Linked DNA regions of Mus musculus: all the other regions are linked to region 5. The links are chromatin loops, found by intact Hi-C in ENCODE. Cell type or tissue: gastrocnemius. All regions are shown on one strand. Each heading gives the region's core, and the rest is flanking DNA. Links, peaks and the distances in the headings are about the cores only.

What was found. Hi-C counts contacts between places; a loop is a spot of excess contacts. Peaks named below come from ENCODE experiments on the same cell type or tissue, not always from the same donor. Only the 100,000 strongest peaks of a DNase experiment are listed, where the experiment ranks them.
Region 1: it touches region 5 in a loop (2.6-fold over the local background); 31 of 42 quality-filtered maps call a loop at or near these places.
Region 2: it touches region 5 in a loop (8-fold over the local background); 20 of 42 quality-filtered maps call a loop at or near these places.
Region 3: it touches region 5 in a loop (2.9-fold over the local background); 20 of 42 quality-filtered maps call a loop at or near these places.
Region 4: it touches region 5 in a loop (4-fold over the local background); 31 of 42 quality-filtered maps call a loop at or near these places.
Region 6: a loop joins it to region 5, with 2.0 times the contacts of the local background. A loop is called at or near these places in 2 of 42 quality-filtered maps.

The regions. Positions count from the first base shown.
Region 1 is chr2:181,578,441-181,583,155 of GRCm38, forward strand. Uckl1 (uridine-cytidine kinase 1-like 1) reads right to left here and starts at 3,533. Exons shown (of 15, transcript NM_026765.3): 1 at 3,416-3,533. The coding sequence starts at 3,528. Zfp512b (zinc finger protein 512B) reads right to left here. Exons shown (of 17, transcript NM_001164597.1): 17 at 3,663-4,715. It overlaps Uckl1os (uridine-cytidine kinase 1-like 1, opposite strand), which reads left to right and starts at 40. Exons shown (of 3, transcript NR_027289.1): 1 at 40-188; 2 at 2,003-2,188. In gastrocnemius, for the core only: a CTCF peak has its summit at 2,808 (motif pointing left); DNase peaks (open chromatin) are centred at 2,773, 3,289 and 3,497; H3K4me3 peaks cover 3,941 bases; H3K27ac peaks cover 3,967 bases.
Region 2 is chr2:181,593,141-181,597,855 of GRCm38, forward strand. Samd10 (sterile alpha motif domain containing 10) reads right to left here. Exons shown (of 5, transcript NM_172676.3): 2 at 4,288-4,469; 3 at 4,032-4,203; 4 at 3,607-3,747; 5 at 2,075-3,465. The coding sequence ends at 3,443. Among named protein-coding and RNA genes, the nearest start is that of Zfp512b, 3.0 kb to the left of the region's middle. In gastrocnemius, for the core only: a CTCF peak has its summit at 2,011 (motif pointing left); DNase peaks (open chromatin) are centred at 2,013 and 2,342; H3K4me3 peaks cover 140 bases; H3K27ac peaks cover 130 bases.
Region 3 is chr2:181,565,708-181,570,422 of GRCm38, forward strand. It overlaps Uckl1 (uridine-cytidine kinase 1-like 1), which reads right to left. Exons shown (of 15, transcript NM_026765.3): 10 at 4,602-4,695; 11 at 4,426-4,488; 12 at 4,202-4,324; 13 at 3,989-4,096; 14 at 3,761-3,917; 15 at 3,445-3,683. The coding sequence ends at 3,604. Among named protein-coding and RNA genes, the nearest start is that of Uckl1os, 10 kb to the right of the region's middle. In gastrocnemius, for the core only: a CTCF peak has its summit at 2,726 (motif pointing left); a DNase peak (open chromatin) is centred at 2,726.
Region 4 is chr2:181,494,419-181,499,133 of GRCm38, forward strand. It overlaps Abhd16b (abhydrolase domain containing 16B), which reads left to right. Exons shown (of 1, transcript NM_183181.2): 1 at 1-562. The coding sequence ends at 313. It overlaps Tpd52l2 (tumor protein D52-like 2), which reads left to right and starts at 2,724. Exons shown (of 9, transcript NM_001373959.1): 1 at 2,724-2,914. The coding sequence starts at 2,896. In gastrocnemius, for the core only: a CTCF peak has its summit at 2,135; DNase peaks (open chromatin) are centred at 2,047, 2,742 and 3,260; H3K4me3 peaks cover 2,452 bases; H3K27ac peaks cover 2,430 bases.
Region 5 is chr2:181,390,427-181,395,141 of GRCm38, forward strand. It overlaps Zbtb46 (zinc finger and BTB domain containing 46), which reads right to left. Exons shown (of 4, transcript NM_027656.2): 4 at 460-1,042. The coding sequence ends at 638. Among named protein-coding and RNA genes, the nearest start is that of Lime1, 12 kb to the left of the region's middle. In gastrocnemius, for the core only: a CTCF peak has its summit at 2,352 (motif pointing right); DNase peaks (open chromatin) are centred at 795 and 2,356; H3K4me3 peaks cover 897 bases; H3K27ac peaks cover 2,249 bases.
Region 6 is chr2:181,456,183-181,460,897 of GRCm38, forward strand. It overlaps a transcript of Zbtb46 not described here. Among named protein-coding and RNA genes, the nearest start is that of Gm22708, 33 kb to the left of the region's middle. In gastrocnemius, for the core only: a CTCF peak has its summit at 2,878; DNase peaks (open chromatin) are centred at 2,615, 2,792, 3,314, 3,828 and 1 more place; H3K4me3 peaks cover 3,407 bases; H3K27ac peaks cover 3,040 bases.

The DNA of each region.
Region 1 (4,715 bases), core at 492-4,491, 190 kb after region 5:
TTGTTTGTTTTCAGATATCCATGGACACACATCACACACAAGTCAAATGTGGTCAGTTCCATTGGGAAGTGGGGTTTTCATCAGCAGGGACTCTGCGGCAACTCACCTGCTTTCTGCTCCAAGAGTCCAGCACCCTGAGATCCTGATGCCAGGGTAAGCTGGGGGACTGCTCATAGCCAAAGATGCAGGTAAGCACAGAGGGCTCAGAGGTGGATGTCCCTGGACAGTGGGATGACCCAGGTATGTGTGGTATAGGTTCTATCAGTTAGAGTATCACTACCTCTTAGAATTACAGTTGTCTCTAAAGACAGCTTGGGAGTTCTAGCCACCTGAACTGGTCTTCCATGGGTGGAACCACTCCTATGGGCAGCCCAGCTGAAGAGCTAGGGGGGTTGGACCCCTACTTGCAGAAGTAGGTTGCTATATACAGGGAGTAGGGCACAGCAGCTAGGAGGCCCTGGGAGCCCTACTGCACTAAGGAAACACACTCAATGCTAGTCTCAGAGGCTAAGGCCACACACACACATAAGAGGATCACCCAGTCAGGGCTATGCCCAGATATTAATAGTACTGACTCTGGCCTGCACAATCCCCAGGCCAGTTGCTGTGAGTGTACTTCAGTGTTAGCTGCTTGCACATTGACCTGGACTTGCTGGGAACCACTAGTACCTCTCCCCAAATTTTCTGGAAGAAACACAGTTCTGCCTCCCAATGCATACACAGCACGACAAGGAAATCTGAGGCCCCACCAGGCCAGGCGATCTGAATGTCAGTGCTGAGCTGGGTGCCCCTCCCCTGGCCCCAAGGTGCCTCCTACAAGGATAAACAAATCTGAAATTCTACCCTAGCACATCCAAGAATAACTGTTCCACCCCACCTCACACAGGCTCCAGTAAGCCCGATGGCCACCTTGGCCTCATCAGTCAGCAGGGGACACAGCAACCTCCCTGCCCACAGCATGGAAAGGGAAGATCCGGTCCCAGCCTCAGCTGAAATCCCTTTATTGACTTAAGATCTAATCAGAGAGGTTTTGCTGGCTTTGGGGTTCTCGTCAAGGGGTGGGCTGGCCTCATTGCAACCTCATCCTACCTGGCTGGCCTACAGCACTAAGTCTGGCAGGGCTCAGAGAAGGAAGCTTCCAAGTGGACTTCATGCATCTGAAAAGGAGCCACTCTGGGAGCCGCCTCGGAGGCAGCTCTTCTCACTACCTAGGTAACTTGTGGGTATGTCTACATCCCCAGACACCAGGAGCAGGAAGAGCCAATCTCTGTTTGCATGTGCATGTATGTGTTTATAGTTTGTCTGTCCCTCTGACTCTACCCTTAGATATGGTTGGCTGGATATGCCCTAGGATTGCTCTGGGAGGCTAATATTGTTCTGGGCAGGGGTGCAGAGTTAAGGAGTCCTAGGGAATCAGTTCTCTAAGTTTGGCTGGCTAAGCACAACAGAGGATCCTGACATGTTCCTTGGGTACCCCAGCAGGTCAGGATCAGTGGGTAGCAAAAAGGCCACAGGTCTGTGGGAAGCTAACATCGTGCTGGTCTTAGAAAGGGAAGGCTTTACTTAATTCCAGATTTGTTACTGCTTACAGAATAGACCTGTCCCACCTATTGATTCACTAGACTTGGCTCCAAAATACCACACCCTGACCCCAGAACTTCATCTTTACCTAAGATACACCAGGCTACCTGGCTACTACACTCCTTAACTTCCATCTTTGAGGTTTTCTTCTTTCAGGGCTCCATTTTAGGCCTCAGGGCTGTCTGAGGTAGGTGGTGCTGGAAGCTGCTGCTCAGTTTTCATTTTCCCCTGGCTATCCCTTAGGTAACAGCGCTGTCATCTATGGCTCAAAGCCACTCACCAGGGAGTTGCTGCAGACCTGTATGTATCCTTATACAGAGAAACAGAGAGAGGCTACTGAGGACCTAAGCCGGTGCCTCATGGATAAGGAAACTCCATGGAAGTTAGAGCTGCCCTGTAATTTGCATCCCCCATATCTTAGAAACCAGAATGAAAGGCCTACAGCAGAGACTGAAGAGAGGAAGGCTCATCACTTGGACCACCAAAGAAAGGTCTCAAGATCCCTCTGCTATGGTTAAATCTAGTCAAGCAACCCATCCCGGTGCTACTGTGGAATTCCTGCAAGAGGCAGAAGGCGGTTCAGAGTCATCAAAGCCATTTTTACAAGGTAGACATAGGACTGGGGGATTAAAGGCTTTCATGGCCTCACTTGCCAACCTGCCTCCCCCCCCCCCCCCCAAGGCTCTGGGTGAGTACCTATTAACTTCTCTCCACTCTCTAATCCCAAATCCATCTCCACTTTGCATATCGACATGAAAGCCAATGGCGGTGCTGGCTAAGGTCAGACAACTCCAAGGAAAAGGCCTCAGGGGCAGGCAGATAGGGAGCCAGGTGCTGGGAAAGGCAATAGGAGAAACCTCAAGCTGGGCTTTAGTCTACCAGCGACTCCCTCCCCTACTGCTGCCAGTGCCTGAGGCACCAGGGCAGTTTGTATCTTCTCAAGGTGTATCCCCAGGAACCTTCGGAGGAGGAATTTGGCCACGGCCTCACAAAGTCTGACTCCTGGTCAGAATGCCTGGAGTGTGTGAACTAGCTGGGATTCACCTCATCCACTGCCAGCACCTCACTTTCTAAAGGCGTCCGGGGTTACAGCTTCTCAGGCGGTGCACTGTGGCATGCAAAGCCGGAAGACATTTGGCCTTCAACTGACTCATACAGACCGGAAGAGGTGTCACGAGCAGTTTCCAAGCATGGTCACTGCCCCCTGGCGGCCACGACCTAGAGTTGCTACAAGTGATGATCAGGCCGAGTGAAGACAAGGACCCTTAAGTCTCCTACTTCCTACAAGGACCCTTATCTCCCCTTCCATTCTCCTGAAAGCCTCGAAAGTCTCAAAGGCCCCCAAACTCTCGGACAGGTGGCAATCACCACCCCATCTTACATTCACAAGCACCACTGGCCGCCAGGTGCAACTTTGCGCTCAATTTCGACGAACTCAGAAGGTCGAACACGCCTACCGCCCAGCTGGGGGCCCAGAGCCAAGTGCGCACCCACTAGGAACAGAGACCCACGCTAAAGATGTCAAACAGGTTTCCATTCTCAGTGCCTCCAAAAGCTGGAGCTTGGGCCAGTTCCGCCTTCCGTCCGCTGGGGCCCTCCAGGTCGTCTGCCACCTCCCTCTCCCTGGCAGGGGGTGGCTGACACATAGCCCAGGAGGCCCCAGGGCGCTGGAGAGCCGCCGAAACCTGTCCAGGATCCACAAGGCTGTAGAGATCAAGCTGCCCATCTATGGAGATGCCGGGAGCCGTCCCGGCTCTAGGAAGAGATGCAAGCCGTGCTCCGACCCCTCCCAAGAGACAAGCGCGGCCCCTGCCTTATTCAGGCCCGCGCCTACCGGTCCTCGCACGCCGTTTCATTCTGCTCGGCCTGGCGGCCAGGCACGTCTGGGGCCACAGCAGACTGCAGGGGCGAAGGGGCGGCGCTCATTGAGGCCGGCGGCGCAGCCATGGCGTCCCGAACCTGGCGGAGGCCGGGGAGGCGCACCGGGAGGCAGGCACGCTGCGGACTACAATCCCCACAAGGCCGTGCGGCAAGCCCCGAGAATGACCTTTGCCTCAACACAAACTCAGCCACACAAAATCCCTGGAAAAAAAAAATCAATAAACATTTATTTGATACAGTGACTTTAATACATAGTTGATGGCCCACCACCGCACCACTCCGGGCCAGGGGATGAGGATGAGGACAGATGACCACAAGGCGGGCAGGACCAAAGCTCACCTCAAAACATCTTGCAAATAAAACACTTTGTAGATAGAATATATATGCATGTATATCTATGGTTACAAGTGATAGCCAGAAATGCACTTGTGTAATGAGAACTGCATTATAACCAAACCAAGGAACCCAAAGTTTAGGAGGCGCTGCAGTCAGGTATGTGGGGTGACCTGGGAAACCAGGTCTCCAGGGCAAGGGACCTGGGTTTCACCCAACAGGGGAACAGCTCTCCCTTCAGAACCACCATAGGGACAGGAAGATCCCAAAGCCTCCAGGAGGCACCATCATCTGCCTGTGCAGGAACATAAAGTGCACCCTGGTTCTGCATGAAATGTCTGCCCTTGGCACTTCTGTTTTTTTAGGGCAGGGCAAGCGCTGAGCCAGAGGTAGATCTGTAGAGACCCTGACTTTTGCATTTTGCCAAGGACCCAGGGTTGGTTTGGCCCTCTAAGTCTATGCCCACCCACCTTCTGTAGCTCTGCCATGATGGTCCCTCTTACTGAGGATCTGTGTAGGCTGGTGGTTACCTTTGGGCCATAGTAGGGAGGTGGGCAGACCGATGAGCCCTGCCACCATGGAAGAGCTTTACAGTCTAGTTTGCCACTACTTACCAGTCACCACAGGCTGGTACCTATCCAACTGCAGCTTTTGACAGCTGCCCCAAAACTGACCTCAAAGACTGAGTTAAAGTGCTAACATCAAGTTACCCAGAACAGTCCCATAGCAAGGCTGTATATGGGCTTTCTGGTTCGTCCTGGAAAACTCAGCCCCCAGCAAACCCAGGTCCTACTTCTCCCTACAAGTGCCAAGTACCTGAGAGGCTAGGGTGGATGGTCACACCCCACAGAGGTGTTGTGAAAAGTGCACTTTGGCCCCCTTCCCTTCCACAGTTGCACACAACCACTCCAAAGCCCCAG
Region 2 (4,715 bases), core at 372-4,371, 200 kb after region 5:
GCCACCTTAATCTAGACACGAAGACCGATAGGCCTTATTGCGGTCACTGGCTATTGAATCAACTTCTCCCTTCTTTGTGAACAGTGTGGTCCTAGACCAACAGCCAGTAAGTATCTAACTTCTCTGGCCCCGAGCCTGGGCTGCTAGTGTAAGATCTAGGGGGTGGGTGGGAGGATGACAGCACAGCCCACACAACTTGGAAATAAATGAGGCAGAGAAATAAACACCCTTTTGACAGACTAGGAAGGGGAAATAAATGAGGCAGAGAAATAAACACCCTTTTGACAGACTAGGAAGGGCCAACTGGCTGATAAGGAGGTAGAATGCAAAGCCTGGGGCTCCACAGGAGCACTCAATAGGGAAGGGAAAAATTCAGCTTTCATTTGAGTCATAATACTGTTACATGTTCTCAGCCATGCCCACTGTTTTTTTTTTTTTTTAAGATTTATTTATGTTATGTATGTGAGTACACTGTAGCTGTCTTCAGACACATCAGAAGAGGGCATCAGATCCCATTACACATGGTTGTGAGCCACTATGTGGTTGCTGGGAATTGAACTGAGGACCTCTGGAAGAGCAGTCTGCGCTCTTAACCACTGAGCCATCTCTCCAGCCCCCCCCCCCCACTGTTTTTTCTAAAACAACTTTTCACTATGTAGCCCTTTGTAGACCAGGCCAGCATCAAACTCAGAGATCTGCCCGTCTCTGCCTCCCATATGCTGGGATTAAAGACGTCTTTTACCTTTTGTGAGTCTCCCAGGATGTGGAACATCAGACTGTTGGTGGGGATCAGTGTGCACACAAAGGTGTGTTCAACTTTCCCTGTGTAAGTCTGAGTTTTCACAAGTGTGATATACCAATGCCCATAGGTTATTACATGTCTAAGTGACCATGTGTTATCAGGTGGTAGTCATATATGGGCATCATGATGTAGGTGAGGGCACTACATTCCCTGAAGCTGTGAACTGCCTGAAGAGGGTGCTGGAAACTCAATTCTGCAAGAACAGCAACTGTGTTCTCTCTCTCTCTAGCCCCACCTCCCTGCAATTTTTCTTTATGTGTGTATCTAAGTGTCAAGACATTTTGCAATGCACTTATGTGCACCATGGGTTATGTCATGTCTAGTGTTAGTGATTATGTATTGTATTTATGCACTTGGGTAATTATATCTGTGCATATGGGGATGTTATAAATCTTTGCACAGATCATTGGCCAATTGTGCAAGTGTGTTTGTACATATTTAAGCATGTCTGGGTGTTGTGTCACTATGTTTGTGGCCTATACCTCAATGTTCCTATTTGAATGTCTGGTTATTGTGTTCAGAGTGTGTGATTCATGTGCTATGGATGTCAGGGTATGGCTGAAGAGTAAGCCCCAACAAATAACCATGTTAAGCTGTAGTGATAGTTTATTTGGAAAAGGGGTCTTTGTAGATGTAACTGACGTTTCTGAGATCTATTTGGACTAAGTGAACCCTAAATTTAAAGAAGATATTTGAGAGGCAGACGAGAATGACCACAGAAATAGATTTGTGATATAGCCTCTAGCTCAGGAATACTAGACAGCCACTACAAAGCTGAATAGATAAAGAACTCTGCTCCACTTTTAGAACACCTCTGTTTCTGTTTCTTTGCTGGGGATCAAACCGTGATTTGGGACACAAACCATGTCCAATATCACTGAGCTATACTCCCAGACCATGAACCAGCAAAAATTCGCTGCTAGATCAGCTCCAGAAAGCCTCATTCCATGTGTCCAAACTATTGTTTTGAGCCTGTCAGGGTTGCTATGTCCCAAACTGGGATGATATCCAAGGACTTGAGACATGTTTTACTTTTTAAGTTTCTTCCTCCCTCCCTCTCTCTCTCTCTCTCTCTCTTTCTCTCTCTCTTTCTCTCTCTGCGACAAGGATGTTTTATTTTTTTATTTTTTTACTTGAGACATCTTGTTTGTTCTGATGTCCTGGAATTACCAGGTAGCTTTCTCAGGATGCAACACCACTGCCCTCTAGTGGTGTTCTATCTGCAGGCACTGTCCTAGACACCCCTTTGCTCCCCAGAGACCCAACACTGAGGCATTTGAGAACCAGATTTATTTCTGATTTTTTTTTTGTCAGAGTATATATAAAAAGTGACCAAAAACCAAGGAAGAAAGGACAGGGGCATAGGGAAGAAAAGACAGAGAGAGGGGGGACAGAGAGGGCCCTCTGGCTGCAGGCACCAGGACTGGGGGATTCTAGAGGCAGGCAAACACAATAAGGGAGCCCCCTTCCATGGATGGAGGGCATACAGGATGGAAGATGCCAGGCCAATGGCCCAAATTAACTGTAATGAGCAACCTTGAATCGAGGCCAGCTCTTGGCACACAGAGGGGACTGGAGGCTGAGCCTCAACTGTCCCTGAGATTTTAGAGTCCCTGGGAACGTTGGTAGAGAGCAGAGTGAGAGTGAGCTGCCAGGGTCATCCTCCTTGTCCTCCTTCCTGGCAGCAACAGCCCCCAAATACCCAAGGAGGGGTTGTCCAGGTGTCTGGCGACACATGAAAGAACTGCCCTACATGATTTTCTTGGTTGAGAACAGGTTTTCTTGGGAAAGCCACAGAGGTGCACATGAACACAGACAGACAGACAGACACAAACACACATTCTTCAATATGGTCTCTACTAAGAGCCAGGGAATAGGGAAGCTGTTTAAAAGCATGACTTCTTCAAAGGTAAGATTGAGAACATTGCTGAACTGGTGGGCTGTGCATAGAGTCACCTGTACAGCACTGGAATCCGTGCCACTTACTGGGTTTGCAGCTTGAGCATCTTGGACCCCTCTCAACCTCACTTCTAACAAGTGGGTAGAGTATACTGACGTTTCATAATCACCGAGTAAGCACATGGCATGATGATTGATCACCATTAGTATGGACAGCAGGTTGGGCCTGCTGTACTCTAGGAGAGCTAGGGGACAGATATACTTGAAAGAGAGCCAAGACAGCTTGGCCCACTGTGTGGCTGATCTGGGGGTGCCCGGGAAAGACACAGAACTAAGATTTAAGGGGAAGACTCATGACTCAGATGGGGGATGGTCACATGTTGGAGGGAGAATAAATAAACAGACTCCCTGGGAGTCTGGGGACATTCAAACCCCATTCTAGTTCCAGGCAGCTACCCTGTTTGCTGCCAGCAGCACCAGGGGATGGGACCTGGGCTTGGATCTCAGAAGAAGGGTCTATAAGCAGGCAACAACCACCCACCCAGCCACAGGGCAGAACCTGTAGTGCCTCTCCAGAGACACCTGGAGGTGGAAGTCTTGCTCCTCCCTGATCACTGGGCTAGGTTTAGCCACTAGGGTATCCTGCAGGATCCAAAGGGGCTGTAGGGCCAATTCTGACTCATTCTTGGCTGTGGGCTCTGGTCACAGTGTTGGGGTCTGGGGTCCAAGTATAGGCAGCAGCTAGGACATGTTTCCGAAGGAAGCTGTAGGATGGATAGGAGGAAAAGCTGAGTTTTGGCACACCCAAGGATGGTCCTTACTGGATGGCCCCCTTTTGTGTCGAGAAAAGTCACCCTCCACCTTCAGCCTAGTCCCTCCCCCTAATCCTGGTCCCTGATACTAACCTTGGCTGAGCAGCTTCAGGCTCCGCCCCTCCTCACGAACCTGCAGGTGGAGTACCTGCTGCAGCACCTCCTGCCTCTGAGCCTCTTGGGTCAACCCCATTCTCTGCAGCTTATCTGCATTCAGTCGAAGCAGAGCTCGGCCTAGGGAGAGAGAAGGGAAGGCAGTGAGGCAAACAGAAGCAAAGCATAGGAGTCTATCAGGATAAAACAAACAAATAAACAGACAGACATGACCAAGAAAGTAGAGCAGAGATTCAGAGATTCTTAAAGGAAGAAAGGTAGAAAGAAAGACAGGATTGATTAAAAGAGGCCAATCAGAGAAGCAGCACACACACACAAGGCTGAACTCAGGAGGATACAGGAGAAGACAAGGCTGACTACGTCTTGAGCATTCTGTTTCTCCCTAGCCAGTGACCCCACTATACCAGTGATGGCATGCTGGGAGAAGGCCTCGACGTAGACGAGGTAGTTGTGAGGACAATGCTTCTTGAGCCACTTGCAAACGTCTTGTTGGCTCCACAAGACCACTGGCCTTGTCAGGCCACCCAGTGAAGGGCTTGTATGGTACAAACCATAGTGATCAGAGTAGAGCCGGGCCTGCAGGTGGGGAGGTAGGGTTAGTTGAGTGAAGATAATAAAACTGAGAGCAAGGGCAAGGATTTAGGTGGGATAGGTAGGCACCTGGGGGATCTCTGAGCCGGGCTGTTGAAGGAGCTTGATTGGCCTGCTGCTGGATGCCCTCTGGCTGCGGGAGTCATGCCACGTGAGGCTGGTGCCTGGTGTCCGAGGCAGGTGGCAGGGTATGTTCTCAGCTGATACTGTGTGTTCTAGGAGAGTCTGGCAGAAGCTGAAATGGGCAGAGGCTGTATGCAGGGATGTGCATACAGAGTGGTCAGGGGCAAGCTCCTCCCCTGTGACTCAGCTCCCTGACAATTAAATCTTCTCTCTACCAATGAGGGGAGTAATAATTTCTCCTGTAGGGGGAATCGTGAGCCCCTGGGACCAAAACTTTTTTTTTTTTTTTCCAAGAGTTGTCTTGAGAACTTTCTGAAGATAAGCTGGTCTTGCCTTTCCCTTTATCAGCTGATAGCCCACACTCTGGCCCCAAG
Region 3 (4,715 bases), core at 475-4,474, 180 kb after region 5:
CATGAGACAAATCATAATCAGCTGCTGTGGACAATCTGAAGCAACCCCATACTCCATACCTGGGATTAAAACAAAAACATACTCATATTTCTGTGTTTTTAAAAGAACCCAAAATTCCAGAATTATTACTACAGATCTCAATTCCCCTAGCTACTTACACTTGATCAGCCAACCACCATGGCAAGCACCTCCAGAGAATGCACAAGAGGAATGAATGCAGAGAAGAGCCACTGCAAGTCCTGGGAGGATGCAAATAGCTGGGCCCACAGACTGTATGCAGCCTTCAGGTGGGCAGCAGTTTTTCTGCTATCTGCATGCATGCTGTAGCTCTGTAGGCCCAAGTTTAGGTGGCTTCAGAGCTTAATAGCAGTGAACTGTACTGGTAAGCATAAATCCCAAGCTTCCTGGGAGTGCCTCAGATCAACAGATTGAGGTACAAATTTTTCTCTGTCTCTAGCCATATTTGAAGTTCACAACATGTAATTCTATGTAAGCAGAACTGGTCTAAGGCAGGTCTTTGCCTCCAATTGGAAGTTGGCTGGTGTGAGGGCCCAAAGAATCCTACCACAAGGTTGTTCCCCCAAATGCCCCCAGATTTCACTGCTAAAGTAGCCATTGCTTCTAGCCCTGTGTTTCCCTGGGCCCAGTCAAATATCATTTTCCATATTCTAGATGCCTCTTTCTTTCTGAATCAAAGCATACTCAAACCAAAAACTACAGTTCACTGCCCATCAGCCAGGGCCTCCTCCCTTAAACCTGAACACCAGCTGGGCCAATTCCAGGACAGCCAGGGCTACACAGAGAAACCCTGTCTCAAAAAACCGGAACCAAGGGCTGGTGAGATGGCTCAGTGGGTTAGAGCACCTGACTGCTCTTCCGAAGGTCCAGAGTTCAAATCCCAGCAACCACATGGTGGCTCACAACCATCCGTAACGAGATCTGACTCCCTCTTCTGGAGTGTCTGAAGACAGCTACAATGTACTTACATATAGTAAATAAATAAATCTTTAAAAAAAAAAACTGGAACCAAAAACAAAACAAAACACCACCCTGACCTCCAGCTCTGAATTTGACTGTGGAGAGTCTCAACACTTCACAGCCTCAGGGCATGATGGTGCATACTTCAAATGCTAGAACTTGGGAGGCAGAAGAAATCAGATGTCTGTAAGTTTGAGGCAGCCTAGTCTTTACAGTGGGTTCCAGGCCATCCAACACTACAAAGTGAGACTCTTCTCTCCCAGCCTCTCGCCCCCACCCCAAAAAACCTAAATCAAACCTTTAGTGTTTAGAATTATCTCTGACTGCCTCTCCTCATCTGGTGTGCAAAACTAACCTGCAGATGTCCTACCTGGAATGCTCTTGTTGCAGGACTTGTGGAGCACCCAACATATGACATACCTCATTGCCCAGGCACAGCCATCTTTGTCTACTGCTTCCCGACTCCAGCTGACAGAGCATAAACACTTTGCACCTGTGTTGGAGTCCTCTACTAACTCAGCAGACCTGGACTGTTCTAAGCTCTAGGCTTCCTGTCTTTCTAGGTAAGGACATGTCACCCTGAAACTGTTAAGATCAAGAAAGGGTGGCACCTCACAGGCTGACAACCCTGAGAATGACCTTACAGACATTATTTTCTGACTGGACAGTCCTAGAAACATTTAAGGAAACTGGCCTTTTTAGCCCATCTGAATATCTCAGTGACGTCTGGGTGATTGTGAGGGGGGCACTTCAGGTCCATATGCGGCATCCATACCCACTGCCAGCCAGGTAGGCTCTAAGTCCATCTGCCTGCCTCTGTGGTCACTGTTCATAACTTAACCTGGCTCCATGGCACACGTCACCCTAGTCTGCAATGGTCCAAGATGGACCTAGACATTTAAAGGTACAAAGGCTTTCTGTCTCTGAACATCAAGTCATAACCCTGAGTGTAGTCCTTGGGCATTCTCACCCAGGGTCAGCTTGTTCCCATGAGGACTTAGTGCTTGTGTACCCTGGTCTCAGGGGCATATCCCCCCTAGCTGTTTAGAAAGGTGCCCACTTCTTATATCCATATGACTCTAGTTAGAAAATAAGCCTAAAAACTCTCTTTACCTGTAGCCTTGTCTTAGCAGGTCCTAGTCTACCTCTAAAACGGACACTCAAATTTGAGATTTCCCAATAGCATATCTCATGTAGATGAAGATATCTAGTCAGGGCCTTGAAATTTAGGTCTCCTGCTCTAGGCTATTCTCTGGGCCCCACTGTCAAGAAGACAAAGAATCTACCTTTCTCTAGGAGCTTGATATGGAATCTACCTTTCTCTAGGAGCTCTAGAGCAATATGGCCCATCCCATCCTAGAGCTTTATCACCACACTTAATATATGCATGTCTCTGGTATGTCCTGTCTGCTGTGTGGATGCATGTACTACATCTGTAGGTAGTGTTGGTATGTAAGTGTGTGTGTGTGTGTGTGTGTGTGTGTGTGTGTTTGATTTGTTCTTAGGGAACCAATCATCCTGGTTGAACTTGGGTGCAACCTTCCTGGTTCCTACCCAGCTTCTCATAGTATTCCTAAATTCCTCATCTGGGAAAACCTGGCTGGGAGGAATACTCTTCTTCAGTTTCCCAGCATAAAGTGCAGGAATGAGTGAGCCACTGGGTAGAGATGTAGGAGAGGGTCCACTTATTAGGTTATAGAGAAGGGCCTCCTGACCTCTACTTTGGCTCTCTGTCTCCCTCTAGTGCCTGGCTGCTCCTTGGGTAAACAACTCATCTTAGCTCCCACCATTGTGGGTTGACTTCCACCCAACTACTCCTTGGCCCCGTCTCATGACAAGCAGGAAAAAGGCCCACAGTAGGCTTGAATGGGGTTTAGGGGAGCCTGTTTTAGGTTCCTGGGCTACCTGACACAGGCCAGAGACCCATAGCTCATATCCAGTAGCTGTCCATGTACACGTCCTGTTATCTCACTGGGACAGAACCGTCACGTTAGTAAAGCTGCCTGGCAGCTGCCAGAGAAGCCTGCCTTAACCTCTAGAATTCAGTAGCAGCCAGGCAGGGATGAACATGAAACTTTGGTTCTGAAATCCTGAGGCTCTGGCCATCTTGGAGCTAGTCTTCTTCCACTACTCAGTCCTCGCCATAGCTGCCCACACATCAGCTCCTGCTGGGTCCCTTGGTAGTACAAATGTGGTCGGAAGGAAGTGGTCACAGAGGCTAACTCAGAGCCCTAAGTATTCTTGTCTCTGGGTCCAGGTCCGTCAGGTGAGCTGTGTGGTTCATCTGGAGGCCCCACTTCTTCCCTTATCACTATCAGACAATAAGTGAACAAGCTTTGACTGTAAGGAAAGTACAGTGCAAGGCAGAGAATGCCTTGTCCTGCTGGACCTTTTACCTCACCCTCAGATACCTTGGGGAGACTGCCTCAACAGAGTCCACCCAGGTTACATTCTGCCACACGATCATTTTCTAAATAAAGCTTTATTTATTTTATAAAATGTGTAAACTGATTATTTTTATTTCGGTAACATTTTTAAACTCAAAATAAGTTAATGTGTTGTCCCTGCAATTCCAGACCAGAAGACAGAAGGCTGGGTAGAAATAAGAGTAGCTCGGACAGGGAACTAACCCACAGTGGCTGCCTCATCATCATCACTGCCATCAGGGACTGCATCTGTCCCAAAGTAGCGATCACCAAAGTTCCCTGAAACAAGAAATAGCTTTGTGTGACTGGGTCCCCCTGGGTCATCAGTCATGCTCCCTGGGCTACAATGGACTCACCAATGCCTGGGATGATACGGAAAAGGTCATTGACACGCTTGTCCACAGCTGTGGTGATGATTCTCACGCGTGGGAAAGCGTAGGCCACAGAATGCACACCCATCTCTGCCATGAGCAGGGACAGCAAAAAGATCTTGTCCTCAGGCACATCATGGTCCTGTGCAACATGGGGACAGGATAAGTCCCAATGCCAAGGAATCTGCCAGCAGTCCATCCAGGTCTACTTACCAGGAGTACACGTACAGCCATCATGGCCGCAGCACCTGTGGATACTGTGCAGTCCATCAGGATCACATGGTCATCACTGATATCCTTGGGAAGCCTCAGGTAATGGAGCTATAGTTGATAGTAAGGTCAGAGTAGGGCTCCCACATCAATTTTCTGGTCCCCCTCCCCATGTTGGTCATTACTGTGAACCCCCAGCCCTCCCTGGCTGGACACCTCAGGCTCCCCTGTGAGCTGGTTGGTCTGGATGAGGATAGTGCCGATGCGCACATCCTTGCACACGGCACGCAGTGCAGGCTCCATGGTTTCTCCTGCACGCAGAATTGACACGCCGGTGATCTAGTGGGGAAGGGAGGCTCAGTAAGCTGCAAGCTGGATGCCTCTATCCCAGAGCCTCTTACCCCCTCAGCTACTGATAGCTCATCCCTAGCCATGTGCACCTGTTTTCCAGCGTAGCACTTTCCCACGTAGTCCTGCCCCTGTGGAGTCTGTACAGTGCAGTCCTGCATGGTGAGTTGGGGCGTCTGTGAACAGCCAGAGCCTAGTCCCCCCCCCATCATTAGCCCACGCGTGGAAGAGTGGGACACCCTCTACCCATTTCCTTATAAACCCACACCTGAAAGGGTAGGAAGGACAGTGCATGTTCAATAAGCAGCCGCATCAGTCTTTTGGAGTAGAAGATGAATTCATCCCGGCTAGTCTCCTTGTCCCTGGTGGTAGAACAAGCAGG
Region 4 (4,715 bases), core at 295-4,294, 100 kb after region 5:
CGTGGTAACCCGCTGGCTACGTGCCAGCAACTTGGCTCAAGAAACTGCATTATATGCACGCTACCGCGTTGATGATGAGTGGTGCTTAGCAACACTTCGTTCTTATCGTGAGAGATGCCAGAAGGAGCTGGACGATGCCGAGGCCTGGGGGCCACACGGACTTTCCTTTCCTTGGTTCGTGGGCCAAGGTCTGAGTGCCCGGCGGCGCCGGCAGCTTGCACTGTTCTTGGCACGCAGGCACCTTAAGAACCTGGAGGCAACTCACTGCAGTCCACTGGAGCCTGAGGACTTCCAATTGCCCTGGAGACTATAGCCACTGTTACTGTGACTCATGCATTTGGGCATCTGTACACGTTCTAGCTCCCCCCAACTGTTCCTCTCCTTACATCTATACAGAAAAGCTGGCCGTGCTGGGGATCTTGGTGTCTGGGAGAGTAGGCAGTATATCTTCCTTCACTTTCTTTCTGTTCTTTCCTGCTTCCATCCTTTCTCTTCCTTGCAAACATCTGAATGTCTGTGCCTAATTCTTAAAAGCAATGTAAAGATGAACCTGATCCAATTTATGGTAATGTGTGGTATTTGATCAAGGGAGGCTGTGGAGTCACAGGAAAGTGCCTTTCACATTGGCTTGGGCTACAGGGTAGCTCCTGAGAAGAGAACACTAACGAAAGATTCAAGTAGTTCCCAGTGAAAGGAGACTCCTGGCACTACAGGGTCTCATTGCTAGCAGGTCTCAGCAGATGCTGCTGTGCGGTACCCCCTTCTCATTTCTGTATTCTATGGAGGGGAGATTTACAGAGGGACTGCAGACCTATATTAACAGGGCACAGAGTGGCGTGAGTCCTAGAGATCCTGAATCGTTACCAGATGTTAATGTTACCCACTTGTTACTGGGTGTCATCTTGGGCCAGACCTAAGCTAGGTCTGGGTCTTGTTCATGGCTCAAGAATGCAAAATGAATGTCAGATGTTCAGCTTTCCACTGTCTGTACTGTGGTCACTCACTACATGAAGAAGGGACTAATGCTCTTGTGGTTTCCAGCCCTGTGGGCAGGGGCTGACCAGGCTGGGTTAAGCAAAATGGTAAATGGAGAAGATATATTAGTGGACAGCCTTGAACAGGATACTGTCACATTCAATGAAGCACCTAGTCCTGTGCAAGAAGACACGTGCAGGGAGAAGAGCCAGAGAAGGAACAGGTAGTGGGAAGCATCTAGGAACTAGTACTCACTGGGGCCTAGCTGGAGAGGGAAATTCAACCTTTTTTATGTATATGAGTACACTGTAGCTGTCTTCAGACACTCCAAAAGAGGGCATCAGATCCCATTACAGATGGTTGTAAGCCACCAAGTGATTGCTGGGAATTGGACTCAGGAAGAGTGGTCAATGCTCTTAACTACTGAGCCATCTAACCAGCCCTGAAAATTCAATCTTGTAGGTGGGACAATTCTGAAAGAGGGGGAATATTGTTTTAAGGATTTTTTTTCTTCTGAAAAATATTAAGGGCCAAAAGAAATTGGAAGGCTTGCTTTTAGCAGAGAGTTGCCCAATGGTCACGACTTCCTCATTTGGAATGGGGCGGGGGGGCACTCTTGTTCTCCTGTCAGTGTTGACACACTAAAACCATAAGAACCTCAAAGCTCGGGGCTGGTGAGATGGCTCAGTGGGTAAGAGCACCCGACTGCTCTTCCGAAGGTCAGGAGTTCAAATCCCAGCAACCACATGGTGGCTCACAACCATCTGATCACGAGATCTGACGCCCTCTTCTGGCGTGTCTGAAGACAGCTACAGTGTACTTACATATAATAAATAAATAAATCAAAAAAAAAAAAAAGAACCTCAAAGCTCTGGAGTGATCTTTGGAAATTTACTTTAGCCTCAGTTTGCTCATCTGTAAACTGGGAGGGGGCGCCAGTGCTGGCTCACCTGATGCTGTGAAAAGAAAGTGAGAAAATACCGGAGTGCTTACACTGGGCTGGGCTTCAGTTATTTGGAGGGTCCAACAGGTCCCTGAGGTGTTCAGTGCTGTGTGAACTCTTCCAGTACCAGAATACAAGCCGCCCAGCAGCCCCCAAACAGCTGGCCTACTAGTGTGGGAATCCAGCTGGAGACAGCGGCACCTGCAGGGCAAGAAGACGAATCGCGCTCTCTACACTTTTAGTGCACTCCCTAGACAATAAAAAGTCTCCATAAAGAGGTTGCAAAAGCAAGTTAATTGGTACAATGTTTGCCCAGTATGCATTAAGCTCTGAATTCTCGATCCCCAATACGGTATAAATCAGCTGTGATGGTTTGCTCCTGTAATTCTAGCTCTAGGTAGGTGGACGCAGGAAGATCACAGTAAATTCAAGGTCGTCCTTTGCTGCAAGCAACCTGACTCAAAAACCAAAAGAATTTACAGGGGGTGGGGAGAGGTTGACAGGGGACTGGGGAGTACATAGGCCTGAGTTTGACCTGTCGAGGTGCAAAGTCAGAAGTCTTGTGGGCAGCCGAGGTTAAAGGTGGGAAGTCGGCGAACTGCAACACAATCCGAACCACCCATGCCTCGAGCTTCAGCTGTTCTGCCCTTTTTCACCCTAGAATCTTACTGTGGAACCAGACTAGAAGCATTGCTTCCTGCTTCGCTGCAGTCTGACCTATCAAATTGAAAGATTTGTCTTAGGTGGGGCCAGAAGACGTTCTTATTGGACACTACTTCACCGAGGGCGGGAAGAAGGCGGAGTACGAACCCGAGCGGAAGGAAGGCGGCGCGTCGCTGATTACGTAAGCGACTGCGGCCCTACAGTTCCACTGGCTCGTGTGTACGAAGCTGCCAGCTTGCAGTCCTCGGGGCTGGGCTCCTGTAGGACCTGCGATCCCAGCACCGACGCCAGCTACACCCAGCTGCCGCCTGAACATGGACTCTGCTAGCCAAGGTACCCGCACCGTGGATGGGCAGGGGCTGTGCCGCATTCCCGCCCTCCGAGTCGCGACTCGGCCCCCCCTCAGCCTCTGCCAAACCAATCCGCTGTTTCTCTTCGGCCAAGAGGCCCTTGACCTCAAGGCTCCCGATGGTCTTGCTGTGTGTGCCCTGGCGCCTCGGCCTCCCTTCGGAGCACTGCGAAGCGGCGTTCCTCGGCTCCCTCTCAGTTCCTAGAGTTTCATAACTCCAGACATTTCTCCTTAATGCGCTTCACCCTCTGTCCTCTCGCTGGCTCTGCAGCTCTTTATCTTTCGTTGGGCCGTAGGGGATACCACATCTGGTGCTAGGCTCCTGCGGAGACGTTGTGGGCGGCTCCCTACGGGGAAGGGGCGGTGCAACTATCCTTGTGTTTGGAGCAGCGCCTCTTGGGTGGTAACGCCACTGTAGCCTACTTAGAGATTCTCAAGGGAGAAGGGTTGAGTGAGTCAGGGGCACACCCAGAACACCAGATCTGTTGCCAAAACAGACACCTGAGGCCAGTAAGGAGTTGCTACGGAGAAGTGTGGTTCAGGCTCAGGAGATTAAAATCTTGAGAAGGTGGTACACTGGGGATGCTTACTTAACTACACTGGCTAAATTAAAAAAAAACCTTTCTACTGTTTGGCTTGCACTAACACATTACCTAAGCATTAGAATTTTGGGTTTTTATACATTCTGGATTTTTTTTTCTACTGTGAAGGGAATTTGCAAATTCAGAAGGCTATCTACTGTTTTATTTTCATCTTTAAGTAGTAGATTCTGGTCCCTGGAATGACACTGCTAAGGATGTGACTCAGTCATTGTTGTGTGACAAAATGTTTCCTGGGAAGCCAGGTGTGGTGGCACACGCCTTTAATCCCAGCACTTGGGAGGCAGAGACAGGCAGATTTTTGAGTTGGAGACCAGCCTGGTCTACAAAGTGAGTTCCAGGACAGCCAAGACTATACAGAGAAACCCTGTCTCGAAAAACAAAAACAACCCCCCCCCCAAAAAAAAAAACCTTTCCTGGAAGATGCATCACACATCTATCTACTCATCCCAGCTAGGGAACTCAGAACAGACCAAAGGTACAGATACCACCAAAGTCTACTTTAGTGAAGTAATGTGCATTATTAGGGTTATTTACAGGGATATGGGCAAGGGGTTACTTACAGGAGCAGAAATGACCCAAAGATGGTCGCAACAGCAAATTCCACCCCAACCTGGGTGATAGTTCACAAAGCTGAGAACCTTGAACACAATACACAGCCTGCAGGCAGCTCAACAGGTTGGAAAGTGTCCTTTCGAGGAGCCTCAGTTATAAAGAGGTTTACCTCTTCCAAGCAATTGGCCTGGTATCTGCTTCTTCTGGGCAGCTGCTCTGGTCTCAAAACTCGGCTTTGAAACCTTTCTCTTCTGAGTCATCTTTGCAGCTCAGTTTCAAGCTGTGAGGGACTCTCAGCTTTTATTGTTGACTCTGACTGGGAGGGACAACGTGATTCTAGTTAGTTTTGGGGATTTCCTGAAGCTATTTTGAGTTGTTTACCTTTCTGCGTAAAGGTTTCCCTGCTGGATGGAATGTTTCAATCTCAGAGGAAACTATTACACAGCAGTGTTGGGAAAGGTCTTTCCCAATTATGTATGAGGTTGTGTTCTAGCCTGGCATCACAAAAAAAAGGAAAGGAGAACGAGGGAGAGGATGAATTTGAAGCCACTGGCATCATCACCAAGTATTAAAGATAGCTTATTTTCCAGCCAGGTTCACATAAAATTTGGTTATTCTGAGTACTGGTTAG
Region 5 (4,715 bases), core at 321-4,320:
CCCAATAGATTCCACCAGCTGCCGTAGGGCAGCAGAAACCAAGAGGGCAGAGTGACATAGGGCCATAGCCCATAACCTGACTGCTTGGGGAGGAGGGATAGAAGGAGATTGAGCAGTGCTGTGGATGAACAGTTTGTGTTTATGCAAAACTCAACACTTACTCAGGCCTGCAGTCTGGGAGACTGCCCTCATGACCTTATCCAGTGCTGACCCTGACCTATACTCTGAGTCATCTTGCATTCCTAGCCAGGTTCACAGCAAAGGGCTCCTTTGATACCCTGAGGAAGCATGCCCAGGCCTTGGTGCAGCCCTGCCCATACATCTAGACACCTGCTGGGGATTCCATTAATACCTGGACAGGTGGGAGCATGCATTCTCCTTTTTCTTAAACCCACACTGTACCCCTCACTTCGTGTTCAGTCCTAGTGCTCCCCAGTCACGAGTCACACCCACTTTTTAGCTCACAGGACCAGTTTCTGTAATGGAGAGGGGTATAGCATGGAGGAGAGGCCTTTAGGAGGAGCTTCAAGGAGTAAGCATAGCCCTGCTCCTGGGTAAGTAAAGATCCACTAAGACACACACACAGGTGGACAAAGCGATTCAGCCATCACTCACCCTGCCCACTAGAGCAGAGCCCCTAGGAGATCCAGGCAAAGTCTTTATCGGGCTCCCCAGAGGGGCTGTGAGGCCCCTGTGGAGAGTCTTCATCATCCTTGTCATCCCCCAGCAGTGCATCCTCATGGGCCAAGCCCACGTCATCCTTCCACTTGGCCACGTCCTCATCCTCATCCTCAACCAGCTCCTCCTCAGCCTCCCCTCGTGGATCATCCGGGTCCTCCAGGTACGGCCCTTCACCAGCAAACAGCGCCTCAGGGGAGCCCTCGCCACCTCCACCATGGTCCAGTGGCGTGCCCACACCCCGGCCAGCACAGTCTGCACACACCCCATGGCGACGAGAGCCGTGCTTAATGCCCACGCTGGCTGCAGACATGAACACACGGCTGCACACTTTGCACACGTACTTCTTGTCCTTGCTGTGGACCTGGAGGAACAGAGCAGTCAGTGGAGATGTGAAGTATTGGGGTGAGGAGTACAGTCATGAGAGACACAGGAGGGACAGCCCCTGACAGGGACTGGAGGGAACAGGTCTATCTGGAGCCCACATGGGCAATATCACTAGAGGCAGCAAACCATCTTGGGGATGCTATAGGCACCAGGAGAAACTGTGTCATGCCACCAGCTACAAATTGGTCCAGATCCCAACGTATCTATATCCAAGTACTCTAATTCTCACTTGGTCATATTACTCCCTCTGCCTGAAATAGCCTTCCTACAAACTTTCACGTGGGGCAAGCTGAGAGGCTCTGGTTCACCCTAGCTCTGAAGCCCAGCTGATGTTAACCCTGTACAGGCAGAGGAGCTGGCCTAGCAGCCCAGATGGTGCAGAGCTAAGAAATGCAACACTGCTCACCTGGATTCATGGGACAGGGAGCCCATACATAGCTGTGGTTGGAAGCTGCAAGAGCCTTCGAGGAAGCCCAGGCTAGCTTGGTAGGCTGGGCAGCATGGGAGCTACAGGTGAGGAGTGGAGGGAGAGGGCTCAGCGTGAAGATGATGGATGGGAAGCACAATGGAGCCTGACAGCAGGGCAACAGAGTTGAACCCCAGCCTGGCTGTTATGCACGTTGCTTCCATGAAAAGGGGCAAGTCCTTCTGTCCTATGTCTCAACTGAAAGGCAAGGACAGAGATGACAGAGGAAATGTGGCAGCCAGGGAGGGACAGAGGCAGTCAGTGCCCTGCCCGTTGTAGTACTTAGCAGGAAGACACAGTACTCAGCAGAGGGGCCTTGAGGTACAGAACACTAAAGTCTGGATTTCTGGAGAGAATCCAGGAGGCCTGGGCCTGAGGAAGTGTGCATAGGAACCAGTGTACTCTGTAGAAAGTTAGCCTGTCCAGAATTTCCTCCCTAGAGATGGGATGTGTGGGGTACTCATAGGAGTATCAGCCTGGCCAGCTGTACCTCCTTGTATATAAGATCTGACCCTAAGCTTAATGGAAGCTTAAGGAACCCAGAGGAGCCCATAACTGTCTCTGGCCAGGCAGCCCTAGGCCATACACAGGTGGATTGGTCTCAGGTCAACACCCTAGAATAGGTTTCCTTAAACATAAGTTTCCCCCGACTCTAGGCTCTCTTCCTTCCTGCATAAGCTGCCACCAGGACTGCTAGGGAACAGGCTGCACACAGCTAAGGGGGTGATTATAACTTGTTCCCACTATTCTGAATCTGCCAGTTCTCCCTCCAACTATAAGCATGCCTGCAAAGGGCTCCACCACTCATAAGGATCTGGCCACAAGGTGGCACTGTGTTTCTGTCTGGACCTTGAGTGTTACCCTCCCATCCTGGGCTTCTCAGGCTTCCAGTCCCAAAGATCTTGTGGAACACCCAGCCTTCCCTCTCTTGAGTACACCTTTCTTGCAGGTAGAGTTGCTTTCCGAAGAACTCTGAATTAAGACTCAAATATACACCAACAAAGAAAAACTCGAGAAGCCCACAGTATGACTTGAAAAGAGTTGTCACTAGGGGGAACTGGTGGCCCTTGAAGCTGGGGTGCCAGCCTCACATGCTTCCCTGAAAGTTTGATTCTAGAAATGAGACCTCTAATAACTTGGTACACAGGGCACTTTTTGGTTTCTTTGGCTTATGTGTTTCTCTCCCTCTCTCATACTCGCCTGAAATTCTCAATACCCTTGTTTCAGCCTCTATAATTCTGCAATTACAGATATGTTTTAACATGCTTGGTTTTATGTAATGCTAGGGCTCAAACCCAGAGGTTCTTGCAAATTAGACAAATACTCTGCCAACTGAACTACGCATTCCCCCCAAGCCCTTGTTTTGCCATTTTCAGCTCAGAATTTCCCCCTTTCTCTACCACAGAAGAACAAAACTTAGACCAAGTTACAGCAGTGTTGATCAGACAGGAGCAGGCCTAGGAGTCTGGCACTACTAAGATTCCTGTGGCCTGAGGACTACCACATGAACTATTGGCTGTACTATGTTGCTCAGAGGTGACAAAGATGTTTCATGGAGCCTCTCCTCAGAACACTGGCCCATCCTGACATGCCCAGGAAGAAGCACAAGAGAAGGGTATCATGCAGTCTGCTGCCATGCTCCTTGACCATGGTGTTTAGAATATTACAAACCCACGCCTTTCTGATCCCTGGCAATGTACAGAGTGGCCCTCAGCACTGTCTCCACCTCTCGAGGGGCTTGGAAGGGCTTTGCTTGCCAAGAAGTCAGGGCAGTAGATGGTGAACATAGTGGGCTGTAGAGCTGCCTCTAATGCAGAGGACTCTACTTTTTCAAAGACAGGCATCCCAAGGAAACAATATAAACTAAATAGACCTTTTTCTCATGCAAGTCTTAACATATGGGGCATCATCAATATTAAATACAAGATCTCACTATGAAGCCGATTCTGAGCCTGGTACACAGGCTGGCTTAGAACCTATCATTCTTCTGCCTCCTCTTTTAAAATAAGGTGACGCCCTGAAGTAGGAACAGCTACCCCACGTGAAAGGCAGGCAGCGTGGCCCGTCCTCAAACACGGGCGAATGTTGTTTTGGTTAGGAAAATGCAGACTTTTCAAGACTGTTCATTACCTACGCCCGAGCTGAAAAACAAGACCCTGTATTCTCTGAGTAGGAAAAGCTGTGTGGAGGTGACAACATCCCACTTAGGCTCAGTCTGTAAAGCTCTCTGTGGACTCAGCACAAACAGAACTAGTGAAAAGTTATTTTGTTTCTCTTTCTGAGACAAGGTCACCGGTATCACAGGCTGGCCCTGAATCTGCTAGTAACTAACTGAGGATGGCCTTGAACTTTTCAAAAAATTTACTCTGTGTGTGTGTGTGTGTGTGTGTGTGTGTGTGTGTGTGTGTGTGTGTACACCATAACTGTCCACACAGAGGACAACTTATAGAAGGAAGTCTGTTCTCTCCTTCCAAACATGTGGGTCCTGGAATTAAACCCAGGTAGTCAAGCTTGGTAGCAGTCATCCTTATTCCCCGAGCCAACTAAATGTCTTGAATTTCCGATATTCTTTACTTCCGACACTTCCCAAGTGTTGGCATCACAGGAATATACCATCATGTGGTGCTAGGGATTGAGTCCAGGGCTTCACGCATGCTAGGCAAGCACTCTACTGACTGAGCTACCTCCTTGGTCTCATTAGCAAGAAGATCTAAAACCAGCTCTAAGACTTCAAGCAGCTATGAGTACACAGGACTCTAGGACCTGAGGTTGGGGCAGAAGCTGGGGTTCTGCTCACAGTAAATCAAGCAGGTGCATTACAAGTCCCTGTTCTGAATAAGCCCCTGTGGGGAGGCCTTGCAGGCCTGCAGTCAGGCTCAAGCAGCCAGCTCTTCCGGGGAAGATGATTGCTGAAACCTGAGACCCCCTAACTCCATCTTCCTCTAAGTGTGCCCCTCCCCAAACCCTGATTAATTTTTAGGAGCTCTAAGTCCTTGACCCTAGCTTGCCCTAAGCTACCTGTGCCTGCCTGACTTTGCTGATGTATCTTGCCTGAACCAACCTACCTGTTTCTGGACACCTTTTTCTTTCTGTCATTTCTTGGCCAGACTGATTCAACACCTGCTACTTGAAAACAGCCTGCTAGGAACTAAGAGCCAGGCACAAGAGTGGGAATGCAGATAAG
Region 6 (4,715 bases), core at 410-4,409, 66 kb after region 5:
ACTCAGCAAACTCTAGGAACAAAAGTTTCATCAGGGGGTGGTGGCACATGTTTTTAATCCCAGCACTCTGGAGGCAGAGACAGGCAGATCTCTGTGAGGCCAGCCTGGTCGACAGATTTGAGTTCCAGGTTAACCAGGGCTACATAGAGAAAGCCTGTCTTGAAAAAGAACAACAACAATCTACCCACCACAGATGTAACAGGTTCAAAGGGAAATTCTTTTCTTTTTCTTTTTTTTTCTTTTTTTTTTGTGAGTGGTGGGGGAGGGGGTAAAGACATGGTTTCTGTGTAGCCTTGCCAGTCCTGGAACTCATACTCTAGACCACACTGGCCTTGAACTCAGAGATTCACCTGTCACTACCTCCTAAATGCCACCACCATCCAGCTTCAAATTCTTAACAATCCAATCTCACTCCAGAGAATTTAAATTAGCATATGTTTTCAAAGCAGAATAAAAGCCTTATTTTTTTTTTTTTCAAAATGAGAAAACAAAACAACAGGAAGCTCCTGAAACAGGTTGCCTAAGGCAGGTGCAAGGACTCTGGTGTTCAGATTAAACGGGAGACAATTGTTTCTAGAACTTTCTTCTTGCTAACAGCTAAGAGAATGCCTAAGCACAGAAAGTGACTTCTGTGAGAAATTAGCTCAAGTATTTTCCTGCCCTGTACACTAAATGAACCTCTTCAGATCTCAGAGGCTGGTCTAAGACCTCAAGGAGTACAGCACAGCAGCTGATCAGCGCCCCAGAAACCAGACCACAGGGACAGAGTGGCCCAATTTTCCTTAATTTGAAAACCTCCACACAAAGTCACAAAGTTCACTGTTACAACATAATTCAGTTCATCAGTGTTTGTAAATAAGACATCCTCAGCGGTGACAGACCTCTCGTCCTTCAGGCATTTTCTATGCATCTTTGAAGCACTTTCTCCATTTCTTGACATTTATGCCCTGGTTCCTCTGTGGGACCAAGGAGCATCACAAGTCACAGGGACATGAACTAGCCTGACCCTGGCATACTGGGTTGCAGGGAACTAAGTGTCACCAGTGGCCCTGGTAACAGAGACCAGTCAGAAAGAGATGAGGTTGGGTCTGGGCTCAGAATAACTGTACACTTACATAAAGCAACAGGACATGAATAGAAACTATCTTTCTTGTTTTGTTTTAGGGGTTTTGTTTTGTTTTCCAAGACAGAGTTTCCCTTTGTGGCTCCCGCTGTCCTGGAACTCATTCTGTATAGCAAGCTGGACTTGAACTCAGAGATTCTCTGCTTCTGCCTCCCAAGTGCTGGTATTAAAGGCATGCGCCACCAACACCAGCCTCATGAATAGAAATTATCTAACGAAAGCAAAAGTCTTACATTCAAGGTAGAGTCATGAGAATCTTAATTAAATGTTGTCCTCGGGCAGGCTTGAGGCAAGTCTGGATTTTGGATTTCTAGGCTCTCAAAGTGAGTTCTTTCTACTATTCTAAAGAGGAAACTGGCAATAACAGCCAACACCGTTCCCTTTCAGGAAAAAAAAAAATTACAAGGTTTCCAAAGAAAATGCTAAACTTCTATCTGCAATAATTTCAACCTAAGTGTCACTATCTTTTCTGCAATAATATGGAGATGTATCCTAAACTTTTCAGTTCAAAGTACCTAATATCATAAACTATACCAAAATGGAGGACTCCCAGGACAATAAACTTTACTTCATTATTCACGTGGAAAACCTATAAATTTCCTTTTGATGAACAAACTATTCTCTTGCTGAGTAGAAACACTGCCTTGCACTGGCAAGACTAGGACCAGCAAGAGCGGAATTCGCGAATCTGCACCCAAATGGGAAGTTAGTTAGCCTGGAGGAGGGATCCAATCCAGCGTTCCGCGAGGGAGGCAAGCACACGCGGGAGTGCACCATTCACAGGTGTCAGTGCCTAGGCGGTTCACTAAACATTTTCTAATTAGCATTTCTTTACATTCTGATAACAATCTTCGCACTGTGACCTCCACTAAATGCACGCTGAGATTGTAGCAAAGCGAGCCGGAGGAAATTCGCTAAGAATTTCAAACTTTCTTCTGTTTATATTTCTTTGGGTTAGAAATTATCTGTTTTTTGCCCCATTTAGCTTGCTCAGGGGCTCCCAGATCCAGTCCTATTGTGTATAGCTGGTTCCGCCTACTAATAGTGAAATCGCTAGCCATACCAAGAAATCCCTCAACTAGCTAGAACCCTCTCCATGGTGCAGAAAAATCCAGTTTTACCCTCGGGATTGAGTTGTCTGATACTGACTTTCGCTAACCTGTGAAACTGACAGGTCTATTTACTGGGAAACAAAGACGCGACTTGTAGCGGACCCGGTTCCCTTGCGCGCCCCGTGCGCTCCGAGCGCTGCGTCTTATCTGCGCTGCCCACTCCATCGCATTGGGAGGGCCCCGAACCCCAGTTCGGCCCATTATTAAAATGAAAATCTAAAACAACCGGCATCTAGCTTCTGGGGAGACAATGACCCCCAAGGCCCTGCAGGGCCCACCTCCTGCAGTTCTGACTCTTGGCAAACTCGGCGCGGGCGGGTCCGGGTGCGGCTCCGCTGAGCGGGCGGGGGACGCACAGGGCGGAGAGGGCGGGGGGCGCAGGGACGCCCCCGGGCTGCCTCCCGGGGCCAGGCGTTGACGCAGCAGAAATTACCAGCTGGAAAAATCCCCTTTCGGAGGTGACGAAGAAGGACCCCGGCGGCCGCAGAGGCTGCCGAAGGTGCCAAGGGGCCGGGAAGCCCCGCGCCGCGGCCGCCTCTACGCTCAACCCCGCAGGGACCTGCCGTGCCGCCCCGCCCACGCCACTCGGGCCGTGGCCCCGCGGGCCTGGGTCTCCGGCCGCGTTGTCCCCGGGCGCCATCGCCCCCAGGAGGGCGCCCCCGCCAGGCGGGACGGGGGGCCAGTGGCAGGGCGGGGGCGCGCCCGGGGCACAGTAACCAGGGCTGCAGCTGCCCAGCTCCCGCCCCGGACTCGGTTCCGGCTCCCGCCAGGGCTTCAGCCCCAGCCCCGGCGTGGTGCGCCAGCCTGGCCGCGCGGACAATGAGCCGGCGCAGCTTACCTGTGACCCCATGGGGCGCGGGCGCGGGCTGGCGCCGTGGCCGCGGACCGGTGATCGCGCGGCCACTGGCGAGAGCTGCGTCCGGGAGGGTCCGAGCTGCGCGCTCGCTCGGGTGGCTTGGTCCGCCCGCCAGTCCGTTCGTCCGTCCGTCAGGCCGGCGCGCGCCCCCGCGCTGCTCCAGCCCCGCGGCCCCCACGCGCCCCGCCCGCGGACCCTGACCCCGCCCCCGGCGCGCGCCCGGCCGCCGCTGATTGGTCCGCACTGCGCCCTGGCCTCGGCCACCGCCCCAGTCCCGCCCCCGCCCCCGCCTGCCGGCCCCGCCCCCCGCTCCGCCGGCTGGGCGCAGCGGGCTGGCCGGGGCCGAGTGGCCGCCGGAGCACCGGCGGCCCACCGCCCCCCTCCCGCGGGGCTGGACAGCGGAAGTGCGGGCTGGAGCTCGCTGGGCATTGTGGGAAACCCCCTCCCATGGGCTTGCGAGTGGCAAGGAATGGGGTCCGTGGGTCGACGCTCGCGCCCCACGAGAGTCTCACAACCAGAGACCACCTGATGGGAGAGGTGGGCTGGGCAAGTTCACCGCAGCAGGGTCGGGTAGGCGCACCCCGCGATGTCTGTGCACTGTCCCTGGGGACGCACGAGACTGGGTCACGACTGTGCCCGAGCCCCGCGGAACCGTCGCGGAAAGCGCGTCTCCCAAACTTAGCGACTTTCGGGCGCGCTGAGCGGAGAAAACGCGCTCTAGGGGCGCGGTGCCCAGAAAGGGCTGGTCAGTCTTCACCCCCGCCATCCGGGGACCTGGGCGCTCTCGCAGAGAGGCGAGCGTTGGGAAGCGGGCCACGTGGCGATGTCTGCAAGAGGGACTCATATTTGACCAACTAGGAGCATTGGCTGCCGCACGTCGGTCTTGTCATTCTTGTCATCCAACTGCCGGTGAGGGTGTGGGGCTCAGATAAGTGGTGCTCGCCACCCTGTCTTGGCCCGCAGCTCCTAGCCAGTGATGGCATCTCGATTTCGGTATAGCCACGGATAGGTCTCTTCACCCCGCCCCCAGTGGTGCAGTGAGGCCCGCAGGTCCTTCTTGCCTCCAGTGTCTTCGATCCGCTGAGGAGCAGAACCTGGAGCGGGCATTCCCGGCTGAACTGCGTAGGGGTTAAAGGCCACCACGGTACATCTCAAGCGCAGCAGCGGGAAGGGGGGTGAGCCTGTAGATGGCCAGGGACGTAGAGGAGTTGAACCGGGGTTGGGCCAACCAATCGTGAGGCGCCCTGGGCTATCCGCGGCCTGCCTCAAGGAGGGGCAGGCACAGCGGAATTCCTTGAGAGGTGGGAGGCTCCCGCCCTGGTGGAGGATTTCTCATGTTGTGTGAGGAGGCATTCACAGGCAGCAGTGGGAGGGCTGGCCAGAGGGGATTCTCCTTGAGTGAGCAAGGGCAAGCAGACATCTGCCAGCCAAAGATGAAACCTGGGATACTCCCTCACTGTTCATGGGTTCCAGGAGATGGCTGTGCACATGCCCTGCCCACTCCTCACCACCCATCTAGGCTGGCACTAGTGGCCAAGGTGCTCATAGCCTCAGATTTTCTGCTGAGGACCCTTTTGGCACATCTTATCTGAAGTGAACCCCCCACAACTTACTTCTGCCCACC